Regions from separate parts of the Homo sapiens genome. Here regions 1, 3, 4 and 5 are each linked to region 2. Evidence: chromatin loops called from intact Hi-C (ENCODE). Cell type or tissue: IMR-90. All regions are shown on one strand.

What was found. Hi-C counts contacts between places; a loop is a spot of excess contacts. Peaks named below come from ENCODE experiments on the same cell type or tissue, not always from the same donor. Only the 100,000 strongest peaks of a DNase experiment are listed, where the experiment ranks them.
Region 1: a loop joins it to region 2, with 5 times the contacts of the local background. A loop is called at or near these places in 7 of 110 quality-filtered maps.
Region 3: a loop joins it to region 2, with 6 times the contacts of the local background. A loop is called at or near these places in 9 of 110 quality-filtered maps.
Region 4: it touches region 2 in a loop (6-fold over the local background); 5 of 110 quality-filtered maps call a loop at or near these places.
Region 5: it touches region 2 in a loop (2.7-fold over the local background); 4 of 110 quality-filtered maps call a loop at or near these places.

The regions. Positions count from the first base shown.
Region 1 is chr11:22,873,254-22,878,253 of GRCh38, reverse strand. The region is part of intron 3 of LINC02718 (long intergenic non-protein coding RNA 2718); the gene reads right to left. Among named protein-coding and RNA genes, the nearest start is that of CCDC179, 15 kb to the right of the region's middle. In IMR-90, a CTCF peak has its summit at 2,165 (motif pointing left); a DNase peak (open chromatin) is centred at 2,163; H3K27ac peaks cover 140 bases.
Region 2 is chr11:24,384,809-24,389,808 of GRCh38, reverse strand. No RefSeq gene overlaps it. Among named protein-coding and RNA genes, the nearest start is that of LUZP2, 110 kb to the left of the region's middle. In IMR-90, a CTCF peak has its summit at 3,059 (motif pointing right); a DNase peak (open chromatin) is centred at 3,058; H3K27ac peaks cover 156 bases.
Region 3 is chr11:23,111,843-23,116,842 of GRCh38, reverse strand. All of the region lies in intron 4 of LINC02718 (long intergenic non-protein coding RNA 2718), which reads right to left. Among named protein-coding and RNA genes, the nearest start is that of CCDC179, 250 kb to the right of the region's middle. In IMR-90, a CTCF peak has its summit at 3,044 (motif pointing left); a DNase peak (open chromatin) is centred at 3,042; H3K27ac peaks cover 1,008 bases.
Region 4 is chr11:23,019,562-23,024,561 of GRCh38, reverse strand. The region is part of intron 4 of LINC02718 (long intergenic non-protein coding RNA 2718); the gene reads right to left. The region is part of intron 1 of LOC124902646 (a long non-coding RNA gene); the gene reads right to left. Among named protein-coding and RNA genes, the nearest start is that of CCDC179, 160 kb to the right of the region's middle. In IMR-90, a CTCF peak has its summit at 3,071 (motif pointing left); no DNase peak of the experiment used is centred here; H3K27ac peaks cover 225 bases.
Region 5 is chr11:23,842,657-23,847,656 of GRCh38, reverse strand. No RefSeq gene overlaps it. Among named protein-coding and RNA genes, the nearest start is that of LINC02726, 120 kb to the right of the region's middle. In IMR-90, no CTCF peak of the experiment used is centred here; no DNase peak of the experiment used is centred here.

The DNA.
Region 1 (5,000 bases), 1.5 Mb after region 2:
CTCAAAAAAGAACTATGTAGTTTATACAGTATGAAGCCTGAGAATGAATTTATGTTTTTATTATAGTTATAAAATCTGGGTTGAGGTGTAAAAGTCAGGAGCTATTAGTATATTGAGTGTAAACTTCTTCACCCTTTCTCCTGCAGCAGACCAAAAATAGATTCATGAAACAAAGAGGTTATTAGCCACTGTGGTATATGGATACACTTGAGAAGATTTATATATTTGAAATAGAGAATTTAGTCCACCACCAAAAGCAAATTAAACATGTTTTATTGTTCTAAAATACAAATGTATTATCAAAAATATATCAGTGTTATCAGTGATTCAGTAAAAGTTACAGCAGCAAAAAAAAAAATAAAGTAGATAATTTCAGTTAACTGAGAAAATAACTCATCTGAAAAAAAGAATCTATTTTATTTCAAGTGTATCCCAAGAAAAGGCTGGCAATGTGAGCTAAAGCTGAAATTAGTGTTATAGATGGTGTTAGGAAATCATATTTCCTTTAAAGTCCTAAACTCAATAAAACTTAATTCCAAGAACTCTAAGGAGGAACCTCCATGCACTCAGCATTGGCTTCATAATGCATTCAGCATGGCAAATACAGAGACAATCTTCTTAACAAAGCATACCTCCATAGAATCTCAAAGCTCAAAGGGAGTTTGAAGTTCATCTAATTGTTCTACCAGACTACTAGTTTATACAAATGAAACAGTAACTTATGTTTGAATATCTCTAGTTACAGGCAACACTACCTACCATAGAAATTTGTTCTATTTTTAGATACTCAGGTTTTTTGGTTTGTTTTTAGTTTTTTTTTTTTAATTCTTCCTGTAAGCTTTTGCTCTTAGAGCAGCCTTGCAGATACCAAAGTTATCATCTGCATCCTGAACATTCTCTTAAGGGGGAATAGCTTGCCATTGAAAAATATTCTGAATTCTTTAATTTAATTTTATTTTCCAGAGGCCTCTGATTTTTTATTTGTTCATTCATTCTGTCATGATATGATATGGTACACTCACTCACTGCAAATACAGCAGTGAGAAAGGTGATGAACATGCTTCTGTCCTCATGAACTTACACTAGGGGTAGGTAGGGCCAGATTTAGATGGAGGGAGCGTAGTGTGATAAAGTTTGTATAGAAAGAAAACGCTATAGAAAATGATTGGAAAGAATAGTATGAGACAGACCTGAAGAGGTGCCTTTTGGGCACGTTGAGGTTTGACTGCTTAGAGAAGTAAAAAGTTATTGAAGGTTTTTATAAAAATAGGAATGAAATGATCAAATTTGCATTTATAAAACATTGCTCTTGATCTCATGAAAGAAAACAGATTAGAGGGGGCAAGAGGAAGGTAAGTCAACTTCTAGTAGGCTATTGGATTGCCCCACTAGCTGAAGGTAGGAGATAGAAGGAAGTAATGTGGTATGTGAGAAATTGATTCATTTCACAGACATTTAATAGGCAAGTATTTAGAATTCAATGATCTGGCAACAATTTTTAGAAAATAGAGTTTCTGCTAATATGAAAGCTTAAAGTTATGAAGCTGTTTAATTTTTACTTCCTATTGTTTAAAGTGATTAAAGACTTAAACATTGGCAACAGAATAAACAAATACATTAAAATTGAACAGTATTTTAGAAAAATTCATGAAGTATTATAGAAGAAAGATTTCAAACCCTTTTTTTCCTGATTTGAACATGTCAGAAAGTGTGTCTGCAGTTTCCCAGATCTCCTAATTCAGTGTTTCATCTTCCTAAGAAAATCACAGTGGAGAAATAGAAAAGAGCAGAGGATTTATGGTATATGATAAGTACATACTTTATAAAAATGTATAATCTTCAAACATATAGAGAAACAGTACAATAACAATATTTAAATATGCTCTCTTTTTTGCAAAGACTATGAATAATAAAAATTAGAATATAAAAGTATTTCTTGCTTTCATGAGCTGGACCAGAATTCTTTAATTGTAAAAATAATACACTTAAAGTTGAAATTTGAAGGTATGGAAGGTAGAGGATTCAGACAATGCTCTTCACAATACTCAGATTATAAATCCTGTGATTCAGTAAAATTGAAGTTGTCTATTTCAAATGCAGACACTGATTTTAAAGACTGGTCACCTAGCTCCACCTTCTGGCTAAACAATAACTTTTGTTTCCTTACCCACTCCTGGCATAGTTTCATGAAGGTTAAATATTATGATGTTGGCGCCACCTGCTGGAATGTTTTTCTAAAAACAAACATACCCTAGAGATGGGAAATTAGATGGCTATACCGCAGAAATATGACTTCTAATTTCTCTGGAAAAAAAATATATATAATATTTGAAAAATAGCTAGATTATGCTAAAGAATTATTATGAATTATATTTATTCTTATGAAAAAAGTTATATATCCCTTTAGCAACTCACTTTCTATTTCCTCTTTTGCTGTCCCAATGCAAACCTTAGCCACAAAAGAAACTATCCCGAAATAGTTTAAGAGGAAAATTAATATTTGAGCACACTGAAATAGATTATTCCTTAAATTGTATAATTGTAAGAAGTAGATAGTATTAGTCCCCCATTTACTCACTAGAAAATTGAGATTTATTCAGTTTAGCTGCATCTAAATTATCTTATACCAAAATAAAATACAGTAAAATTTGAATTAAGGTATTTTTACACTGAATTTTTTGGTTTTTCTGCTCTACCTGTTTTCATTGCTAATTAAGGGGGGTTGAGAAAATGTGGATTGTAATTAAATATGATTTTTTAAGCGTCTGAAAAGATTTGCTAATCTCTGTTAATAGTAGGTCTTTGTCAGAAGTAAACAACTACTCTTAGCCAAGATCAATTTATTTCCTTTATTAGTTTTCCACAGGCTTCATGCCACACTTTCTGTTTGTCACCTGGGGTTTTTTTCTGCCTAGCTATCTCTAAAACCAATCATGATATTCAATATTCAAATCACCCTTATTGACATTTGGACAGAAAGGTACAAAAGAAGGAATAATAACTTGTTAATTATTCTAAGATCTTGATTAGATTCTACATAAACATTAGACATGCTAAAATTTCCATCAACTTAAAAATAGATGTTTCATTAATTCACTAATACTAATCTTATTTGATCTAAACTTTTTAAAGGATTTCCTTTTTGTGTTTTCATTGTTATATTATAGCTGTGCATAATTTGGAGTTACCTGTGATATTTTGATATAGTTATACGATGTGTAATTATCAAGTCAGGGTAACTGGGATATCTATCACATCAAACATTTATCTTTGTGTTGGCAACATCACAATTCTTCTCTTCTAACTATTTTGAATTATACAATAAATAATTGTTAAGTGTAATTTATTTACAGTACTATTGAATACTGGAACTTAATATGAGCCTTTTAAATGCATTTTCAATAATATTTTAGCTACTAATAAATGCCAGTCAGGATGCTCCATTGCAGCTGGCAAGGAGGACTCTCTTTAGGTTAAGTTGTGAAGAAGGATGGCAGCCTAGCAGAATGAAGGTGGATATGAGAAGCCTCCCTCATCTGCAGAGAAAACTATTAGTAGTAGGACAAAATAAGGCCAGCATACAGAGGGAATAAAGCTAATACTAAGATGAATAGTTATTATTTGAACAAAATTTCCTTCTGTTTTTAACCCATTATCAAAACAAAATAATAGTCTTTCCAGTTTGTTGCTTTCATAAGTGTTTCTGCTCTTGCAACTAAGGGAGTGCTAACATAGCTCTGCAAAATTACTTACTGATTAATATAGTACTAATACCTATAGTACTTATTGACTAATACAGTACTCCAAAAATATTTATTGAATTAATATATGTTGAATGGAATGACCTTATTCTCCTAAGTTCTCTGAGCTTTATTTCTTTACTCAATTATAAAAGTTAAGGTAATCGTACACACATTACCTTTTCTCAAATTTAATATGGTTTATAAATGTGCTATACAAATATCAAAGATCACGACATTTAACCTGCCATATTGTTCAACAAATGAATCCATGCACCCAGAAAGTGTTCCTTAAATATGTTATATGTTCAATAAAGGTAAACGTGTTTGCCAGAGTAATCTGTTTCCATGTGTCCGTTCTAACACGCAAAACCAGGTAGGGAGAGTTTTCCAAGGATTTTATAATTTCATACAGAACTGTAACTCACTGTTATGACAAAGCAAGTTAAGTTAAAGTATCAGTATAATGATTGCTAACATCCATATTTGTCATATAATAGGTGCTTGAAAGAAAATCCTTTGTATGAAATAATATTCCACTTACATTTTTTCTCTTTGTAAGAAAAAGGAAGTCATTCTGTCAATATAAGAGGAAATAATTTCTCACACAAGTTTTTCAGTTCTTGCTATCTGAAAAATATCTTATTTAGGATGCTAATCCAACTGTTAGTGTTCCTGTGATTGTATAAGTATCAGAAGAGCAATTTGTATTTATTTCTGTGATATTAAGTATGTAATGCAGTTTTCAAAGATGACTTAATTAAATACCTAGAATAAGACAAAATCAAATGTCTTTAAAAATGTCTTCAGTAAAAATAAGCATATCTTAATAAGGTTACTTTTTTTCTTAATAAATATTTATGTATGTTCTTTGGATAAATTTCCAATCTTCCATTCTATATCATCTATTTTCACTTTTGTCCTCAAAATAGCAACTTACTGTAGAAAATTATACAACAATCAAAACTAGAGAATACATAAAGGAAGAGATTTGTTATCTCTGTGAACTTGAATACAATTATTTGCTATTATACACAACGACAGTTTTAGTACACTCACCCTGTTATCATCCCAGCTTTCCCTTGATTTGAGATTTTAAGAATTATAAGTACTGCAAGAGGAGCTCTCTTCATTACTAAAACTTAGCTGAAAATTAATTTTTGTTCTAAAAATACATTGCATTGTGGTTTTTTTCTAATAAGTATAATCTAATTAGCTAAATAAACTGAAGACCGCAAAATAAGAAGTGGCTTCAAATGA
Region 2 (5,000 bases):
ATAGGCCCATCTTGCTGATATATAGCTGTGACGGAACACAGCACTGAGAGGAAAGTGGTTTTAATCTCAAATCTCAATGACCCGTACAGCCTGGGGCAGGCACCTGCATTTATGAAAGCAGCAGATCCCAAGACACGGGACTTAGTTCTAACTACATACTTCAGACATTTCTGCAGCAGTAGAATAGAATCCCTTGGAATATCGTGGTGGCAGCTGTTTCATGCAACCTTTGCCTCCGTCACTAGTCAGGGTCTATGTAGCATAGTGGCTTATTCTGGAAAAAACAAATTCAGCCCTTTGTCAGATGAGTAGGTTGCGAAAATTTTCTCCCATTTTGTAGGTTGCCTGTTCACTCTGATGGTAGTTTCTTTTGCTGTGCAGAAGCTCTTTAGTTTAATTAGATCCCATTTGTCAATTTTGGCTTTTGTTGCCATTGCTTTTGGTGTTTTGGACATGAAGTCCTTGCCCATGCCTATGTCCTGAATGGTAATGCCTAGGTTTTCTTCTAGGGTTTTTATGGTTTTAGGTCTAACGTTTAAATCTTTAACCCATCTTGAATTGATTTTTGTATAAGGTGTAAGGAAGGGATCCAGTTTCAGCTTTCTACATATGGCTAGCCAGTTTTCCCAGCACCATTTATTAAATAGGGAATCCTTTCGCCATTGCTTGTTTTTCTCAGGTTTGTCAAAGATCAGATAGTTGTAGATATGCGGCGTTATTTCTGAGGGCTCTGTCCTGTTCCATTGATCTATATCTCTGTTTTGGTACCAGTACCATGCTGTTTTGGTTACTGTAGCCTTGTAGTATAGTTTGAAGTCAGGTAGTGTGATGCCTCCAGCTTTGTTCTTTTGGCTTAGGATTGACTTGGCGATGTGGGCTCTTTTTTGGTTCCATATGAACTTTAAAGTAGTTTTTTCCAATTCTGTGAAGAAAGTCATTGGTAGCTTTATGGGGATGGCATTGAATCTGTAAATTACCTTGGGCAGTATGGCCATTTTCACGATATTGATTCTTCCTACCCATGAGCATGGAATGTTCTTCCATTTGTTTGTATCCTCTTTTATTTCCTTGAGCAGTGGTTTGTAGTTCTCCTTGAAGAGGTCCTTCCCATCCCTTGTAAGTTGGATTTCTAGGTATTTTATTCTCTTTGAAGCGATTGTGAATGGGAGTTCACTCATGATTTGGCTCTCTGTTTGTCTGTTGTTGGTGTATAAGAATGCTTGTGATTTTTGTACATTGATTTTGTATCCTGAGACTTTGCTGAAGTTGCTTATCAGCTTAAGGAGATTTTGGGCTGAGACAATGGGGTTTTCTAGATATACAATCATGTCGTCTGCAAACAGGGACAATTTGACTTCCTCTTTTCCTAATTGAATACCCTTTATTTCCTTCTCCTGCCTAATTGTCATGGCCAGAACTTCCAACACTATGTTGAATAGGACTGGTGAGAGAGGGCATCCCTGTCTTGTGCCAGTTTTCAAAGGGAATGCTTCCAGAATCTACAATGAACTCAAACAAATTTACAAGAAAAAAACAAACAACCCCATCAAAAAGTGGGCGAAGGACATGAACAGACACTTCTCAAAAGGAGACATTTATGCAGCCAAAAAACACATGAAAAAATGCTCATCATCACTGGCCATCAGAGAAATGCAAATCAAAACCACTGTGAGATACCATCTCACACCAGTTAGAATGGCAATCATTAAAAAGTCAGGAAACAACAGGTGCTGGAGAGGATGTGGAGAAATAGGAACACTTTTACACTGTTGGTGGGACCGTAAACTAGTTCAACCATTGTGGAAGTCAGTGTGGCGATTCCTCAGGGATCTAGAACTAGAAATACCATTTGACCCAGCCATCCCATTACTGGGTATATACCCAAAGGACTATAAATCATGCTGCTATAAAGACACATGCACACGTATGTTTATTGCGGCATTATTCACAATAGCAAAGACTTGGAACCAACCCAAATGTCCAACAATGATAGACTGGATTAAGAAAATGTGGCACATATACACCATGGAATACTATGCAGCCATAAAAAATGATGAGTTCATGTCCTTTGTAGGGACATGGATGAAATTGGAAATCATCATTCTCAGTAAACTATAGCAAGAACAAAAAACCAAACACTGCATATTCTCACTCATAGGTGGGAATTGAACAATGAGATCACATGGACACGGGAAGGGGAATATCACACTCTGGGGACTGTGGTGGGGTGGGGGAGGGGGGAGGGATAGCTTTGGGAGATATACCTAATGCTAGATGACGAGTTAGTGGGTGCAGCGCACCAGCATGGCACATGTATACATATGTAACTAACCTGCACAATGTGCACATGTACCCTAAAACTTAAATAAAATAAAAAAAAATAAAAAATAAAAAATAAAAAAAACAAAAAAAAACATTAAAAGCAATGGGAACATTAAAAAACAACAACAAAAAAAAAAAACAAAAAAAAAACATAAAAAACAAATTCAGGTGGCAGGAGAAGTTTCAGAAACCTGCATAGTAAAGGGGCATATTTGAGTCCTGAGTCAATATTGGTTCTTTTTCATGAATAAGCACTTATCTTTGGATAATCTAGGGAAAGATGCATTAGGTGAAAAGGCTAAGAACGTGGGTGTGAGTTTGAGTGGTTTCAAGTGTTGCACTTCAGAATGTTAAATAGAAGACTGCTATTCACATCCTAAATTAGAAGTCAAATGTTTCGGTCTTCATGTATAATGTACTTAATTTTCACTAAAATTTTATATGATGCATAAAGTACTATTATTATATTGCTTTACAGATGATGAAGCTTTAAATTAGAGAAGTTCAGCAACAGGCCCAGCATTACACGCAAAAGTGGTAGCTTTGAACACAGGTTCATCTGTCTTTAAGATCTGGCCTTTTAACCATCATGTTTTCCTGCTACCCAACCATCATTGTTCTTTGTCCTAAGGGAAGTGGAGGGAATGTCTCAAATTTGAGTGTTAAATCTACTGCCTTTATCTCTCAGTGGTATTTTGGGAGCGTTGTCTTGCAAACTTTCCCCTTAGATTTCCACAAGGGGGCATCCTTAGAACTCTCAGAAAGGATCTAATAAAATTAACTCTTAGTGGGAGGAAATCCAAGCTTTTCCATTTAGACCGGTGGTTCCCAAAGGGTATCCCCAGAACCAGCAGCATTGGCATTACCCGAAAACTTGTTTAAAGTAAAAATTATTGAGTTGCTCAGCAGATATACTGAATCAAATCTCTGGAGGTAGAGTCCAGTAATCCGGGTTTTAAGCCTTCCAGGTGATTCTGATGCATAACAAAGTTTTAGAACCAGTGAATTCTTGGTTTTATTACAGTAAATATGTTTCTTTTTAAGTTCAGGAATATTCGATTATTAATAAAAATTCCCACACTGTGAGAGCCACAACCCTAGAATATGATCATTGTCTCAAATTGAGGGCCAAGACTTATTCATGAATCACAAAATCAATTCAATGGACCCATAGAAAGAATACAGATGAGAATGCCAGTACCCATTACTTTTAGTAAGAGAAAAAGTTTCTTTGTGAAAGTTTGTTTTAAATGGGTCATGAGGTACAATGTATATTGTACTGTGGGCCATGGTCAAAAAGCCATTGCATAGTTTGAAAGCTAGTAAGATATGTTCTCAACAACATACAATATCCCCACGGCATTGCTGCAGCTGAGAAGGGTGAGTGGAACATAGAGGGAGTGGTCATCCTAGGACAGTAGTGTAGAAAGAATAAACTTTGTCACGGAATCCAATACTCTAGTAAGGAGAATATAGTTTTTGGAAAAACAAAACAAAGAAGCAAAACTAATAAATATACAAACAAGCAAATAACTCTCAGCATTCTGTAGGCTAGCAAGGAATTCTGTGCCAGTCTACTAGAAGATCACTGGTTCTCTTTGACCTGAAGAGAAATATTATTCCCAAACTATTATAACTTGGGGTTATTAAACACTTGTCTGACAGAATATCTGCCCACTTAAGTATCTCCCTGATGATAAGGTATGGCCTGCACCAGGGCCTCAGATTTTATGGTTATTAAGAAGGAATAATTCCCATTACAGTTAAAAGAAAGTTAAAAGAATCCTGACTTATTTGTTTCTCTGATGAGTTTACCTTGGGGAAGTCTACTACTAGAAGATAACGTATTGTATGTGGAGAATAAGAACATCATAGTTCCTGAGCAGGAAAAGTTCATTCAGGTTGTATTTCCCATTAATGAGCCGAGATGCTACTCTTCAGGCTTTTTTTTTTTTTTTTTTCTCTCTTCCTCAGCCCTGGTCACTGACTGTTACTCTGTAAGATCCTCGAACAAAATATTACAAGACAGGCTACATGACACAAGTTTAGACATGCTTTTCAGAAAGAGGCTCAAAGGATCAGGATAAAGGTGGTTTCATACAGCTATATATATATATCTGTATGTGTATATATATATGTACACACACACACAGATATATATGTGGGCAGATTTTCTATCAGACATGTATTTAGTAACCCCAAGTTATAATAGTTTGGGAATAATATTTCTCTTAAGGCCAAAGAGAACCAGTGATCTTCTAGTAGACTGGCACAGAATTCCTTGCTAGCCCACACACACACATATATATGTATGTGTATATATATATACACACACACACACACATATACATTTCAATAAAAATCACAAGAACACAAGTCAGAGCCATAGAAAAATCATGAAAATCAACTTACAGCTGTCTAATGTTTAGCAGTCCCCTGCCAGCATGGAATAAAGTCACCTGATGCTGTCAGATCAACATGCATGTTTATTTCATCTAACAACACACAAACACCCAGAATGCTTTTCTTCTCATATGTGAAGTCTGTGACATTAAGATACCATATAACTGAATACTGACTCCAATATTTGGTGATTGCAGGATTAAAAAAAAATCACTTCACCTTTTAATTCTCAACTTTTGTTTCTACAAAATGCAGATGGGGAGCAGTTGGGAATA
Region 3 (5,000 bases), 1.3 Mb after region 2:
AGAACCTACCTTGAAATATTGGGGGCTGGTTCCCCTGATAAGCATCTAAGCCCAGACTCTTGGATGTCCTGCCCAGCCTCATAATGCTTGTTTGTTTCTTTCCTGGGAGACAGAGGTAAAATCTCTGGAGAGCTTTCTTACATTGTGGGATAATAAAATCCCTCAAAGACTATATCTTCCTCAGGGTCTAATCAAGACAGAACAGCCAGTGCTCTCAGTCATCTTAATTAGCCATGATACACAGGCTGGAGTGGCCATTTTGTCTAGTAAATATTGCCAGTGAAAATGGCCTTTGGAGTGGTCTAACAATATTACTTACTGCTAACTGTACATAACCTGTAAGAGAGACTATGTGTTCTCCAGAGATTTGTCAGAGAATATAAAGAACATAATATTGATATTACCATTTCCTAGCATTATCACAGCTAGGTGCAGGATATAATCATTTGAACTCAGAAGCTGAAATATGTGTACAACAACTCACAGATATTTCTCAGTGGATCGTCTGGAGACTCCTAGGGGTTTCTGCAATATTTTCTGCAGACTCATAATGCCAAAAGCATTTTCAAAGTAATGCTAATATATTATTTGTCCTTTTCTGCTCTCATAGTCTTTCAAGTGTATGGTGGCATTTTTCAGAAGCTATGGAAAGGGTATGTAATATTGAAAAGATGGATGCAGGAAAAGGTATGAGAATCCAGCCTATAAAATCAGACACTGAAAGTATTTGCAAAACTGTAAAACATTGTCACTCTTCTCATTAATGTTTTCTTTGGTTTTGGAAATTTTAGTAATTTTCATAAAAATATGTTGCTTATGTTAATAGGTACTTGGTTTACTATTCTTTTCAAATGAATTAGCAAATACACATTTTAATATTTAACAGTTTTTATTTCTAATGTAGTAAATATAGATAGAAATAACCCATATAAATAAATGAAGGCTTACCAAAACTCTTAATCCTTTGTAAGAATTTTAAAAGATCCTTGAAAACAAAAAAAATGAGTGTTGTTAGTCTAAAATAGTTTTTTTTTTGTTTCTCCTCTCTTTCTAAGCTTATTTGGCTCTTTCATTCATAAATACTTGCTACACATAAAATTATTTTATTATTATTATTATTTAACATTTCTGCTTTTTTTGTTTTATTATTAGTTTTCTAAATTTATTACTTTAAATAATAGCATATGAAATTACTTGTCTGCAGATTTAATTTGGGCATATTGAATTATCTTTGTTAGAAACTGTAACAGGCTTTACTCTCTGTGGTTCTTAAACATAGCTATACATTATACTCACCTGGATAGCTTTAGAATATATATCTATGCCTGGACCACACCCCCATATTTTATCATGTAACCTACCAAATACATCAAAGAGTGCCCAATTAAATGCTTATACCTACATTTTTATTAATAGGAAACTTTGATATCAGTGTAGTAGACATTAGTAATCATCAATACTTTTCTTCTCTTTTTCCTGGAAGCACAGACTATTACTTTTCCCAATCCTATTCACAGTTGAATAGCTCGAAATGACTAGATCTGGCAGAAGGGCACAAGGTGAACATGTATAGCTTTTAGATGAACTGCATTAAAATATACGATTCTTACCTAACATACTGTTTGTACTTCTGAGCTAAAATAGAGACACTGTAGTTGGAAAACTTCTCCTAGCAGTAGCCTAAAAGGGTCATCCAACAGAGACTTCTAGTTTGGGCTTGGAAACTACCCAATTAGGACCAAATTTGATTTTTTTCTTTAAACAGACTGGGCATATACTCTGTCCTCCAGACTGGAATGCAGTGGCATGATCATAGCTCACTATAACCTCTAACTCTTGAGCTCAATGATTCTCCCACTTCAGCCTCCAGGGTAGCTGGGACCACAGGTGCACACTAACATGCCCTGCTAATTTTTGTTATTTTTTGCAGAGAGGGATCTTGCTATGTTGCTCAGGCTGCTCTCAAACTCCTGACCTTAAGCAATTCTCCTGCCTCAGCCTCCTAAAGTGCTGAGATACCTGACATCAGCCACTGCACTTGGCCTGATTTCTTCATTTGCATAAACTGACCTGTTTGAGGGTTGGGTCATGAACTTCCTTTATTTAAGTCAGACCTGCTCTTTTTCTCCAGAACATGCTTTCCCTTTACATTGGAGGCTACACATCTCCCTGATCTGTAGACTGTTATTTTTTAGAAAATAAAGTGCCCTTTTGTTTTTCTTCCACAGACCTTAAGATCTTGTGTTAACCCTCAATATATGAAGGACATAGTCTCAACATAACATTTATGGCCAGCATGGTAGCTCATACCTATAATCCCAGAAATTTGGGAGGCTGAAGTGGATGGATCACTTGAGCCCAGGAGCTTGAGACTAGCCTGATTAACGTGAAAAAACGCTGTCTCTACAAAAAATACAAAAATCATTTGTGCATGGTGGTGTGCACCTGTATTACCAGCTACTCAGGAGGCTGAGGTTGGATAATCACCTGAGCTAGGAAGGTCGAGGCTACAGTGAGTCGTGTTCTCGCCACTGCACTCCAGCCTGGGCAACAACAGAGTGAGACCCTATCACAAAAAAATAAATAAATAAAATAAAATAAAATAATTATGAATCATACTACTATTAATTACTACATAAAATTGATACTTCTTTTTAGTTGTTTTGTTTTTGTGCTTTTAATGCTGTTAAGTAAGGATGTACAGTAAGAAGTCTATTCTGTGAAGTCCCATTCCTTGTGTAGTTACTTTACAAATTGATGTATGATTGGGTTTACTTTGTTTCCCTTTGTATTTAATTTCAAGAAATGTTGGTTTTATGCATAATACACTTATGGGATCTTTGGGTCAAAATGATATAGACAGGCATACGAAGATGTTTCATTTCTTTGTTTTCATCCCTGCCCTCTCCACTCTGCCTCTACTTCCATTCCTTATTAGTAAATTTCTCCTGGACCAGCTATCTCACCTGGCAGGTGAGAAGTGACAGCTACCAGCACAGGAGAGGAAGAGTTTACAGAAGCTGTCTGGGTTTCTCAGCTCAAGGGCTCCCTCTTCTGTTATGTCTCCGGCAGTTTATTTAATTAAAGTTAGTGCTTTAGTCCAAATTTCCCTGTCATTTCCTTTTGCTTTCCCAGTTCTCCTGTCCTGATCATTTCATTCTCAAACTTCGCCATAGCAGTTTTCCACTCGTGGTTGTTAGGTCCAGGTCCACGATTATGCCAAATGCCACACCCAGGGTTAGGGTCTAGCCCTAGCTGAGGTCCAAGGGGAGTGGATGGATAGCTGAAAGAACGCTCCAGGGGGGCCGTTTCTCATCAGCGGCTTACTCACACTGGCCCTCTAACACTGTCCACCTTTATCTGGGCTGTCTGCTGCAGCTCTGTGGCTCCTGCCACCCCACACCTGCAGCTGCACATTTGGCTCTCCCTTGCCTTCAGGGTCAGCAGCTTAATTATTTCCCTTTCTGGGCACCAGCACGAGCCATGCTGTGGCTCCCCTATATATCCTTCTGCAAGACAGACAGCTCTGGTTCTCTCTCTCTCTCTTTCTCTGGGTGCCAGCACCATGTCAAGCCATACCTAACAGCCCGTAGTGTCAGCAGGGCAGTTACACCTTCTGCAGACAATAGTGGCTCAGAGCCAAGTTTGAGCTTACACAAACAGGTTATATAACAAGTGGAGTATGCACCTGCACCCTAACCCCGCTGAGTCACACAGGCCTGGATGTCTGCCTAGGCCTAATTCTTGACCAAAGCACATCCATGTCCCTTACAATGGTGCTCTCCCCTCTTGCAGTGCATTCTATTTGCTTGGGTTTCTGAGTTCTGTCACTGCTCATGCTGTGTCTGTATTTCTTTCACTTCTCGGTACGGCAGTCCTTCTGATCCGCTACTGATCTGCTCCACAGTTGTGACTTCCACTCTAATGCTGGGGCTGTGAAGGATCTCCTACCCCTACCTCCCACTTAGGCACTTTTTTTGTTTTTTAATTGGGAATAGGGTGAATTTGTGGGTTTTCTCTGCCTGAAGGTATAGATTGTTTTATTATTTGTATTAGTCCTGTAGAAATATTTAAAACATCTTTTGTTGTGTTTTGTAGAATTTTCAAAGAGAAATGTGAGGAAACTGGAGTAAAAGCTGGACCATGCTCCTCTGGGAACACAGAACGCTCAAGAATTTCTCAGGCATTTGCTATTAGAGTCCTTTCTCTTCTACTCCTTCTGTGTAAATGAAGCAGGGGAAATGGAGAAGCCCAAAAGGAGGCATTGAGAATCAACAGCTAGTGAAAAACCATACATGCTGCTGTGGCAGAGTCAAGCTGAGAAGCCGAAAACACTCTGATTTTTGTTCAAGTGGTTTCTCCTGAGGGACCCAACTAAAGCAAAGTACCCTCAACTCTGTTAAAGTACGGTAAATATCTGCAAAGCAGGAACAAACACGCTGGGCACCTAGATGCTTTTAGGGAGTGATGTGTATTTCTAACATCTGAAACAATGTTTTAAACTCAGCCCTTAATTCAGTGATCTAAATGAACTCACGCAGTTCTCAGGGAATATTTTTATATTTTTTAGAAATATGTACATGCCAAGGTTTCCAATATGTATGTTTTCTCCGTATATATGGGAAGCCATGTGATATTGAAATGGATCCATCACAACTTTAAAAAAGAATTACAGTTCTTACATACACTTTTTAAGGTGTTTGTTGGTTTCTGATATTGGTTTCCCCAATCAGTAAAAAGAAGTACTAGTTCAGCTCTAGCCCAGAAAAGCAGAACATACTGATATGTGTAGTACATCAAAGGAATTATTGTACCAAGTTTTATTTTTGAGGTTTTCAAACACTAAGGTGATTTTACCTCACAATTTATTACAAGAAGAAAAAGCAAGATGAAACTTTTCCAGAAATATTACCAAAGACAAGGTTGAAAGATATTTTTAAAGCAATTTTAGAATCTGTTGTTATTCTGGGTCCTCTGAGAGGCAGATACCAGGACATCAT
Region 4 (5,000 bases), 1.4 Mb after region 2:
GATGTTCCTTTCTCCTAAATTTTTCAGTAAAAGCCTAGTCAATATATGTTTGTGTAGTATTGAAAATTTAATAAATTAGGGCAGATTATGGCTGAAAGTTTGAAACATCTTCCTGTTTCCCCTCTCATGGACATCAGCCCATTATAAATGTGCAAATTTAGAGGCAAATTTATGCCTCCCAAATATGCAAAGTACATTAAAAGTAATTACTTTTAATGGTGAAAACTGAAATTACTTTTGCAGCAACCCAATAATTCAAAGCCTCAAGTTATCATTCAGCTGACATATATATCTATGCATAGATAGGTAGATAAACTTATTTTTAGTAATAAGTATTTTCATTTTAATATTTCATTCTAATGACTTTATAAAGAGATTACATGAACAAATGTATACTTTTTTATTCTTTCTATAACATAACCAATCCTCCTGGATGTGTCAATTGGTCTTTTTACTTCAGGTCATGGAAAGAATTGATATGTCTTTGCCTCCGAATTTGCACATGTATAATGGGCCGGTTGCCAATGAGAGAGGAAACAGGAAGAGGTTTCAAACTTTCAACCATAATCTGCCCTAATTTATTAAATTTCAAATAGTACACAAACATATATTGACTAGGCTCTTACTGAAAAATTTAGGATAAAGGAACATGTGAGTGGCTGAATTCCACAGCAATCTGTGGATGCATCATTTGGATCAGAGTGATTTATTATTCTGTTGGTGTTGCTTTTACTGGACACATCCTCCCAAGTACCAGGGGTTTGTAACCCAGGGTCTCCAGATTTTTGGGTATGCACTGTGAAAAGGGACCCACTTATAACTATTGTACCTTGAGCTCTTATTTCAAAAAAGTTCCGGGAAGAAGCTCTGCCCCAGAAAAACAAAAACTGTTTGGATCCAGAGATGCCTGAGTTGGAGGTGAATTTTGCTGAACTCCCCTCATTACCATACTAAAATCCCCACCCCAGGAGGAGCTTATTTGTCATTTTCTATACATGCTTCTGCATGATCAGCGACTGAGACTGCACTGTCTTTACTCCCTCTCTACATAAAATGACTCAGCTAAACAACTCAATAAAAGCTGTTTTCAATGATGTTTTGGAGCCACTGCCTTGGGAACTATCCTCAGTGTTCTCTTTACTTGTTGCAAGTAATAAAATCCCCTAGCTAAATCCACCTTGGTCATTGGACTGTCAACCCTCAAGTGATAAAGCCCACCTATTGTGTGAGTAACAATCCTGGTGACTCAGATGGGCTCAAGACCCTGGTTCTGATCCTAACTCCTCAAAGCCTCCCAATAGGTGAAGCAGTGGGTAGCGGCAGCTCACCCAGGCTAACTCGCTCACATTGCCTGAAAGGGGTGGGTATGATACAGGAGGATCTTTCACATGGTGACAAGCCCACCAGGCTGTCACTTGGGCCTACCCCAAAAGAGTACAAGTGGCTGCCTGAACCTTTTTGTTCTGTGATCCTTCAGGGCAGTAAGTGGACTTTACACCATGGGCTGACTAAAAGAGTGAATTCTTTGGATCTAGCAACGGGATCTCTAGAGTAAGGGCAGTGTACCTCTGTTTGACTTTCTTTCTTTTTCTGGTTTGTGCCCTGGGGGATTGAAAGAAACTCCCATCACAGTAAACAGCAATCTAGACCTGGCTAGCCAACAGTGAAATGAACTGTGAGATCAATTTTTCCAGAGATAGGTTTAAGGTCATCAGAGGGGATGCATCTTCCAAAGTAGAAAGGGACCTGTGGAGGCTGGAAGCCCTCGACTTTGACAGCTAGACTGGGAAAACTTCAGCTTAGGAGAAGGGGCTCACACTGATACATTCCTGATTCACCTGGGTATGTTCTCTTCAGGTATCAGCTTTTAAAAGAAGGGGAAGCTACTATGCCTGATGCCCAGGAGGGTCACTGGGCAGCATGGTGGGATTTTGCAGGAAGCACACGGGGCTGTGCTTGGGATCTGCCAGGTCACCCTCACACATTGACTTACTTTTATTATGTGTGTTAGAGGGGCCTGTTACATTTTGAGAGGAAAAATCAGTCATTGCACATCTGTATAACTGTTAACCTGCTATGTAAACTTTGAGAAGCTAGAATCGAACCCTAAATAAGAACTTTAGGGTATGGGGAACCTGACCTCCGTATCAGAGCAAAGCCCATTAGGGTTTATCCTCTAAACACTAGAAGATTTTGGGGTATTCAGATAAAGCCTTTTAGGGTGCATTATCCAACACTAGAAGATTTTTGGGTATTCTCCAATAACTAAAAAGAAGATGATTTTCTTTTGTAACACAGCCTGGCCACAATGTGTCCTAGGTAGCCAGGAACAATGGCAGAGGGACAGGTCACTTAATTACCATAGCATTCTTCAGCTGGATATTTTCCATAAGAGGCAAGAGAAATGGGATGAGATACCCTGTGTCCAATGTTTTATGGCCCTTTACCAGAACAGGGACCTATAGATAAAGTGCGGACTTTGTACTCTCAAGGTTGGACCACCTGGATCTCCAGCTAAGCCACTGGAGAAGCTGCTACCAATCCTAGAGAGCCCTGTGGATGAGAAAACCTCCCTCCACCCCATGAAAGCCAGGAAAGAAGAGAACAGAGAGAAGGAGGTTGTCATTCCAACAGATTATCGGGGATGTCTCCTCCCACGTAACCACCTGACTTGGCAGATAAACTCCAACTAAAATATCAGGGGCCTCCCCAACTAATGTGTCAGGGGCTCCTCTTCCAGATAGCACAATCCCGGAGTGGGAGCTTTTACAAACTGGGAGGTGGGATGTTTCCCCTCAGGCAGGTTTTGGATGGGGATGTGCATTTAATCCAAGTACATGTGCCTTTTACCACCTCTGAGAACTGTAATTGTGAAATACGTATGAAAGGCTTTCAGGCTAACCTGAGGAATTTATTTCCCTTATAGGAGGCATCTTTTCCACTCACAACCTGACCTGGGCTGATGCTCAGACCTTGGTGACCACCTTTTTAACTACTGAGGAAATATCCACAGTTTTAGCTGAGGCTGGGGCAAAAGCTGGCAGGCAGCCTAATAACCAGCCCAATAGCCCCATCTAGTGACCAGAAGAGCAATTGGTTCCGAATGGAGAACCACATTGGGACCCCAGTACCAGAATAGGGAGGGAGAACTTGGAAAATGACCTGAACATATTATTGAAAGGAATGAAAGAAGTTAGCGAACCTCCTGTTAATTGGAGTAAGCTTAGGGATGTTCATCAGGGACCTAGAACCCCTCAGCATTTCTAGAATGGCTGGGAGAGTGCCTGCAGGACTATATCTCCTGGGACCCTGAGGCACAGGGAAGTCAGGTGGTCCTTAGCACCTGTTTATATCTCAGATTGCTCCAGATACCCACAGAAAGATTCAGAAATTGGCCATAGGCCCTGACATTATCCCCTCCCCAGTTAGTAGAGATGACCTTCAAGGTTTCAATAACAGAGATGTGGTTGGAGAAGGCAGAAAAGAAGACGAAGAAAGAAGCAGCTTTCTGGTAGTTGCACCTCAGTCCATTCCAGACAACCCAGAAGGAAGAAGGGAGCCAGCTTGGGTGACTGATCCCAGGCCATAACGTGGGATCAGTCTTGGGCCACCAAGAAACTAGGACCTGATCAGTGTGCCTATTTCAAATTAGTGGGACACTGGGAGAAGGACCCAGCTGTCTCCAAAGAGAGAAGGCTAGGGACAAGCTCTCAACAACAAAAGAAGACTGGCAGGACCCAGGACCTCCCCAACTGGCTCCTCAATATAAGATCTCTATCTCCTTAGAAGTAGGGGGACAGCCGATTTGAGATTCTGCTCAATACGTGAGCCACATTCTCTACACTGGCTAGCAGAAAGGGTACTCAGAGTGTGTAATATTAAGGGGATGTCAGGAAAGGGAGACAGTGAGCAGTTTCTGGAGGCTCTGACTGTGATTCAAAGACCCTGACCCCTCTTCCCTGTATGCCCCTCAGTGGCTCATCCCCTAGGGAAGGACATACTGACAAAACTTGAAGCCATTGTCTGCCTCAACCAAGTCCAGTTAGAAGTAGAGGTGCCAAGAGCTCAAAGAGCTGCCTTCCTGGCCCTTCTTCATGAAGATCTTGATCCTCCAGGAGAAACCCTAGGTGATATTCTAGCACAAGTCAACCCTGAAGTATGGTCACAGGGCCAAATAAGGACTGTCACAGTAGAACTTATAAGGATACAGTTAAAACCAAACAGCCCGACACCAAGAGTAGGAAAATATCCTCTAAAACCTGAAGCACTGCAGGGAATACAGCCTGTGTTAGAGAGTCTCTTACTCCAAGGGCTTATCAGGCCTGGTCACTTCCCATGTAATACCCCACTGTTAAGAACCCAGAAAAAAGAGAGATGGTTAACAGTGCTGCTCAGGACATTTACCCCATAGAGCCTAACACTTATATATTGCTAGCCAGTCTCTCAGGGGACAGCAAATACTTTAGTGTGCTAGCTCTGAAAGATGCCTTCTTTTATGTGCCTCTAAGCCATGACTCTCAGGAATTATTTGCCTTTGAATGAGAGGATCCTAAAATGTTTCAGAGAAGTAATGCTGGATGGTACTTCTCCAGACTTCAGGAACTCCCCAAACATTTTGGGGGGCCCTAAGCTGAGCTCTATGAGACTTGAAGACATAGTGGGGCATCGTCTTGCAATATGTGGATGATATCCTCATAGCCAGCCCCATTAAAGAAGATTCTGGTAAAACTATCCATCCAGTCCTGAACTTTCTAGCAGAAAGGGACTGTAAAGTGTCAGAAGAAAAGTCCAGATTTCAAAGGAGACTGTCCAGTATTTAGAGTATGTTATCCCTCAGGGCCAGTGCAAACTTCCCTATGACCAGAAAATGCTGTTTACCACCTGGTCCTTCCTAGGAACCATATAGAATTGCATGGATTCTTGGGTACAGTGGAATTCTGTCACATCTGGACCCCAAATTTTTGGCTTACAGCAAAGCTACTTTATGACAAGGGCCAACA
Region 5 (5,000 bases), 540 kb after region 2:
AAGTATGCAAATTCTACTGGGAAAGACAGAAAAGTTAATAGAAAATTAAAATGCAGTATATTAAGCTGTACAATAAGGATGAGTATGAAATATCACAGAGGAGGAGCAATTACCTCAGGAAAAAGAAACCTGAAGGATGAGTAGAAGTTAATTGGGAGATAGTTGGTGATAGGCCCTGTTTGGAGATTGCAGAGAAGGAAGCATTTTAGCCCTAGGGAATAGAAAATGTTGGTGACATCAGGGCTTTCAGGTAAGCACAAGTCACTCAGTATGTATAAGAACTAGTAAACACCTGAGGTTTGGTCTAGGTCCTGCTGCTCATGGCACAGAAAGCTAATCACTGAGACAGCAATTATTGCCAAGGAAGCAGGGTTTAATTGGGTGCTGCAGCAAAAGAGATGGGAGATCAGTCTCAAATCCATCTTCCTAATTGACCCAAACGAGAAGCTTATGTTGCAGAGAAGAAACGTAACAATGAATAAGAAAACAGGAACCAGAGAGGGCCAAGGAAGCATTTATGATGAATGCAGCTCATTGTCCAGCGCTCATTGTCTAGATGTGGTGATCTGGTGAGTTTCACTTCTTTGATACCTTTTGTGAGAGGGCTGACGCTCATTTCCTGAGGAAGAAACTCAGATAAAACAAATGTAAGCTTCGAGCTTTAAGGACCTATTTCTATGTTTATTTAAAAATCCTGTTTATGTGATTATTGGATTTGTTTCACTATGATATGAGGTAAAAAATAATAATAGAAAAAAGCAGGTTAAAAAATCATGTTTTGAGAAAGCAAAGCAAGATGACCAAATAGAACTCTCCAGCAATCACTCTCCCTGCAGAAACACCAAATTGAACAACTATCTACACAATGAAGCACCTTCATAAGAGCCAAAAATCAGGTGAGGACCACAGTATCTGGTTTTAACATCATATCAAAAAAAAAAATAAAAGAGAGACCCTGAAGAGGGTAGGAAAGACAGTCTGGCATTGCTTACACCATCTCCCCCATCTCTCAGTAGCATGTGTGGGGACAGAATCTGTCTGCTTGGGGGAGGGAGACTGAAGTGGGTATGACACTTTTTATTGAAACTCAGTGTTGCCCTGTCACAGCAGAACACGACATAGGGCAGAATTTTGCCAATGCCTAGAGAGGGAGCATTTAGAATAAGACAACCCAGAGAAACATACTCCTCTGCTCCAGTGGTAAAGACCTGAGTTCAGCCTAGCCCCACTAGAGAGCTAAAGTGCCATACATGCGGTCATGAGTAGATCTGAAAGGCAATCGGACCACAGGGACTACAGTCCTTGGACAAATCCTGGTGCTGTGTTGGACCTGGAGCCAGTGGACTTGAGGTGCACACAACTCAGTGAGACACAAGCTGTGACAGCCGAGAGAGCTTGTGTCACCCCTCCCTTAACTACAGACAGTGCAGCTCTCAGAAAGACTCCTATCATTTATGGAAAGGAGAGGAAAGAGTAAAGAGAACTTTTGCTGGCACCTATGGGTACCAGATCAACCACAGTAAAGCACTAAGCAGATTTCTGAAGCCCTCAATTCTAGGCCCTTGCTCCTAGATCACATTTTCAGACACCGCCCACCCCCCCACCCCAACTTCTTCCTACCCTGTCCCTGAACCAAAGGAGAAACTGTAGCCCTCAAGGGACACTGTCCTGGTAGGACGCACCATCTGCTGAGTAGAGAGCCTGTGGACCTTGAATAATCATTAGTGGTAGCCAGGCAGTAGTCACCATAAGCCTTGGGTGAGACCCAAGCCTGTGTCTACTGTGCAGGCTTAAGGTGTGATCCAGCACAGTCCCAGCTGTGGTGGCCACAGGAGTGCTAGCATCACCCCTCCAACAAAACCAGACAGCCCAGCATGGAGATGGAGGCTCCTTCTGTTTGGGGGAAAGCGAAGAAAGAAAATGAGAGACTTTGCCTGGTAATCCAGATAATTCTCTTGGATCTAACCCAAGCCCACCGAGGCAGTAAATACCTCTGTGAGTCTGCAGCAGTCACATTGTTACTGGGCTTCAGGTGCTCCCTAGAGCAGATACAGCTGCAGTGACCAAAGACATCGTTCACAAAACTATATTCCCAAATATCTAAAAGGCCTTCTTAAAAACCATGGGTACAAACAAGCCCAGACAATGAAGATTAAATTAAATGCCTGTTTAAACTGTTTAATGCCCAGATATCAACAAACATCCGCAAGCATCAAAAATATCCAGAAAAACATGACTTCACCAAAGGAACCAAATAAGACATCAGTGATGAATTTTGGAATGACAAAGATATATGATATTTCAGACAAACAAATAAAAATAGTTATTTTGAGAAAGCTCAATGAACTGCACAACACAGAGAAGAAATTCAGAATCCTATCTCAGAGAGATTTAACACAGATTAAAATAATAATAAAAAAGGAGAAATTCTGAAGCTGAAAAAAACAAATGAAACTGAAAAATACATTAGAGCCTCTTAATAGCACAACTGATCAAGCAGAAGAAATAATTAGTAAGATTGAAGATAGGCTATATAAAAGTACACAGTCAGAAAAGGAAAAAAAGAAGAAAAAAGAAGGAAGCATGCCAAGATCTAAAAAGTAACGTTGAATTAAAACAATTAAAGTTATTGGTCTTAATGAGAAGGTAGAAAAAGAGACTGGGGTAGAAAATTTATTCCAAGAAATAATAACTAAGACATTTTTAAACCTAGAGAAAGATACTAATATTCAGTCACAAGAAGGTAACAGAATACTAGCAGATTTAACCCAAATAAGACCAATTAAAGACATTTAATACTCAAATACCCAAAGGTCAAGGAAAAGGAACAGTTTCTAAAAGCAGCAAAAGAAAAGAAAGAAATAACACATAACAGAGCTTCAATACTTCTGGCAGTAGACTTCTCAGTGGTAATCTAACAAGCCAAGAGAGTGTCATGACATATTTAAAGCGCTGAAGAAACACAATATTTTTTTCCTAGAATATTATATCCACTGAAAATATTATTGAAATATGAAGAAAAAAATTAAGGTTTCCAGACAAACAAAGGCTGAGGGATTTTTTCAACACCAGATATCTCCTACAGAAAATGCTAAAGGAAGTTTTTCAATCTGAGAGAAAAAGACATTAAAGAGCAATAAGCAATCATCTGAAGGTGCAAAACTCAAAGGTAACAGTAAGTACACAAATACAGAATTCTCTAACACTATAATTTAGTGTGTAAGCCACTCATATCCTGAGTAGGAAAACCAAAAAAAAAAAAAAAGGAAAACTAAAAGAAAAACCTATCAAAATAGTAGCTACAACTTTTTAAAGGGATAGGTAGTATAAAAAGACAAAAAAAGAAACAACTAAAAGTTAAAAAGCAAGGAGTAATGGGGCTCAACTGAGTTTTTATTAGTTTTCTCTTTGCTTGTTTGTTTTATAATCAGTTACATAATCATCAGTTTAAAATACTTGGTTATGTTATTTGCAAGCCTCATGGTGATCTCAAATAAAAACACCTACGACAGATACACACACACACACACAAGCAAGAAATAACAACATACTACCAGAGAAAATCACTTTTGCACAAAGGAAGACAGGAAAGATGGAAGGAAAAAAGAAGACCACGAGATAGTCAGAGAACAAATAACAAAATAACAGAAGCAAGTCCTTGCCTATCGATAATAACATTGAATGTAAATGTACTAAACTGTCCAGTGAAAAGGCATAGAGTGGCTAAATGGATAAAAAACAAAACCTGACTCTATGCTGACTATGAGAAATTAACTTCAACCATAAGGAAACACATAGAATGAAAATTTAAAAATAAAAGAAGAAATTGTATACAAATGGAAATCAAAAAAAGCAGAAGTGGATACACTATTACCACACAAAATAAATTTTGAGGCAAAATTTATAAAAAAGTACAAAGAAAATTACTACGTAATGATAAAGGGGTCAATTCAGAAAGGGATATAACAATTGTAAGTACATATGCAGCCAACATTAGAGTACCCAGATACATAAAACAAACATTATTAGAACTAAAGAGAGATAGACCCTTCAATAAATAGCTGGAAACCTCAGTACCTCATTGATATGGTCTGGCTCTGTGTCCCCACCCAAATTTCATGTTGAATTGTAATTTCCATTCAAAGGAAGAGGGGCCTTGTGGGAGGCGACTGAATCATGGGGGCAGACTTCCCCCTTGCTGTTCTCATCATGGAGTTCTAATGAGATCTGGTTGTTTGAAAGTGTAGCACTTCCTCCTTCTCTCTCTCTCTCTCTCTCTCTCTCCCCCTCTCTCCCTCTCTTTCCCTCTCCTGCTGACCATGTGAAAATGTGCTTTGCTTCCCCTTTGCCTTCTGCCATGCCATGATTGTAAGTTTTCTGAGGCCTCCCCAGCCACGCCTCCTGTACAGCCTGTGGAACTGTGAGTCATTTAAACCTCTTTTCTTCATAAATTATCCAGTCTCAAGTAGTTCTTTATAGCAGCGTGAGAACAAACCAATATACCCACTTTCAGCATTGAATAGATCATTCAAACAGAAAGTAAACAAAGAAACATTGGACTTAATCTGAACTATACAACCAAATGAATCTAATAGATATTTACCAATAGATATCAACAGCTATAAAACACATACTCTTTTCCTCAGCACTTGGATAATTTTCAATGATAGACCATTTGATAGGCCATAAAACAAGTCTTAAAATGATTTTTACAAATAAAATCCTATCAAGTATCTTCTCTGACCAAAATATAATAAAACTAGAAATCAATGACAAAAGAAACATTGGAAACTATACAGATACATGAAAATTAAACAATATACTGCTAAATGGCCAATGGCTCAATAAAGAAATAAAGAAGGAAGTTTTAAATGTTCTTGAAAGAAATACAATTGAAAATACAAGATACCAAATCTATAGGAGACAGCAAAAACAACATTAAAAGAAACGCATATAGCAATAAGCACCTACATCAAAAAGTAGAAAAATTTCAAATAAAC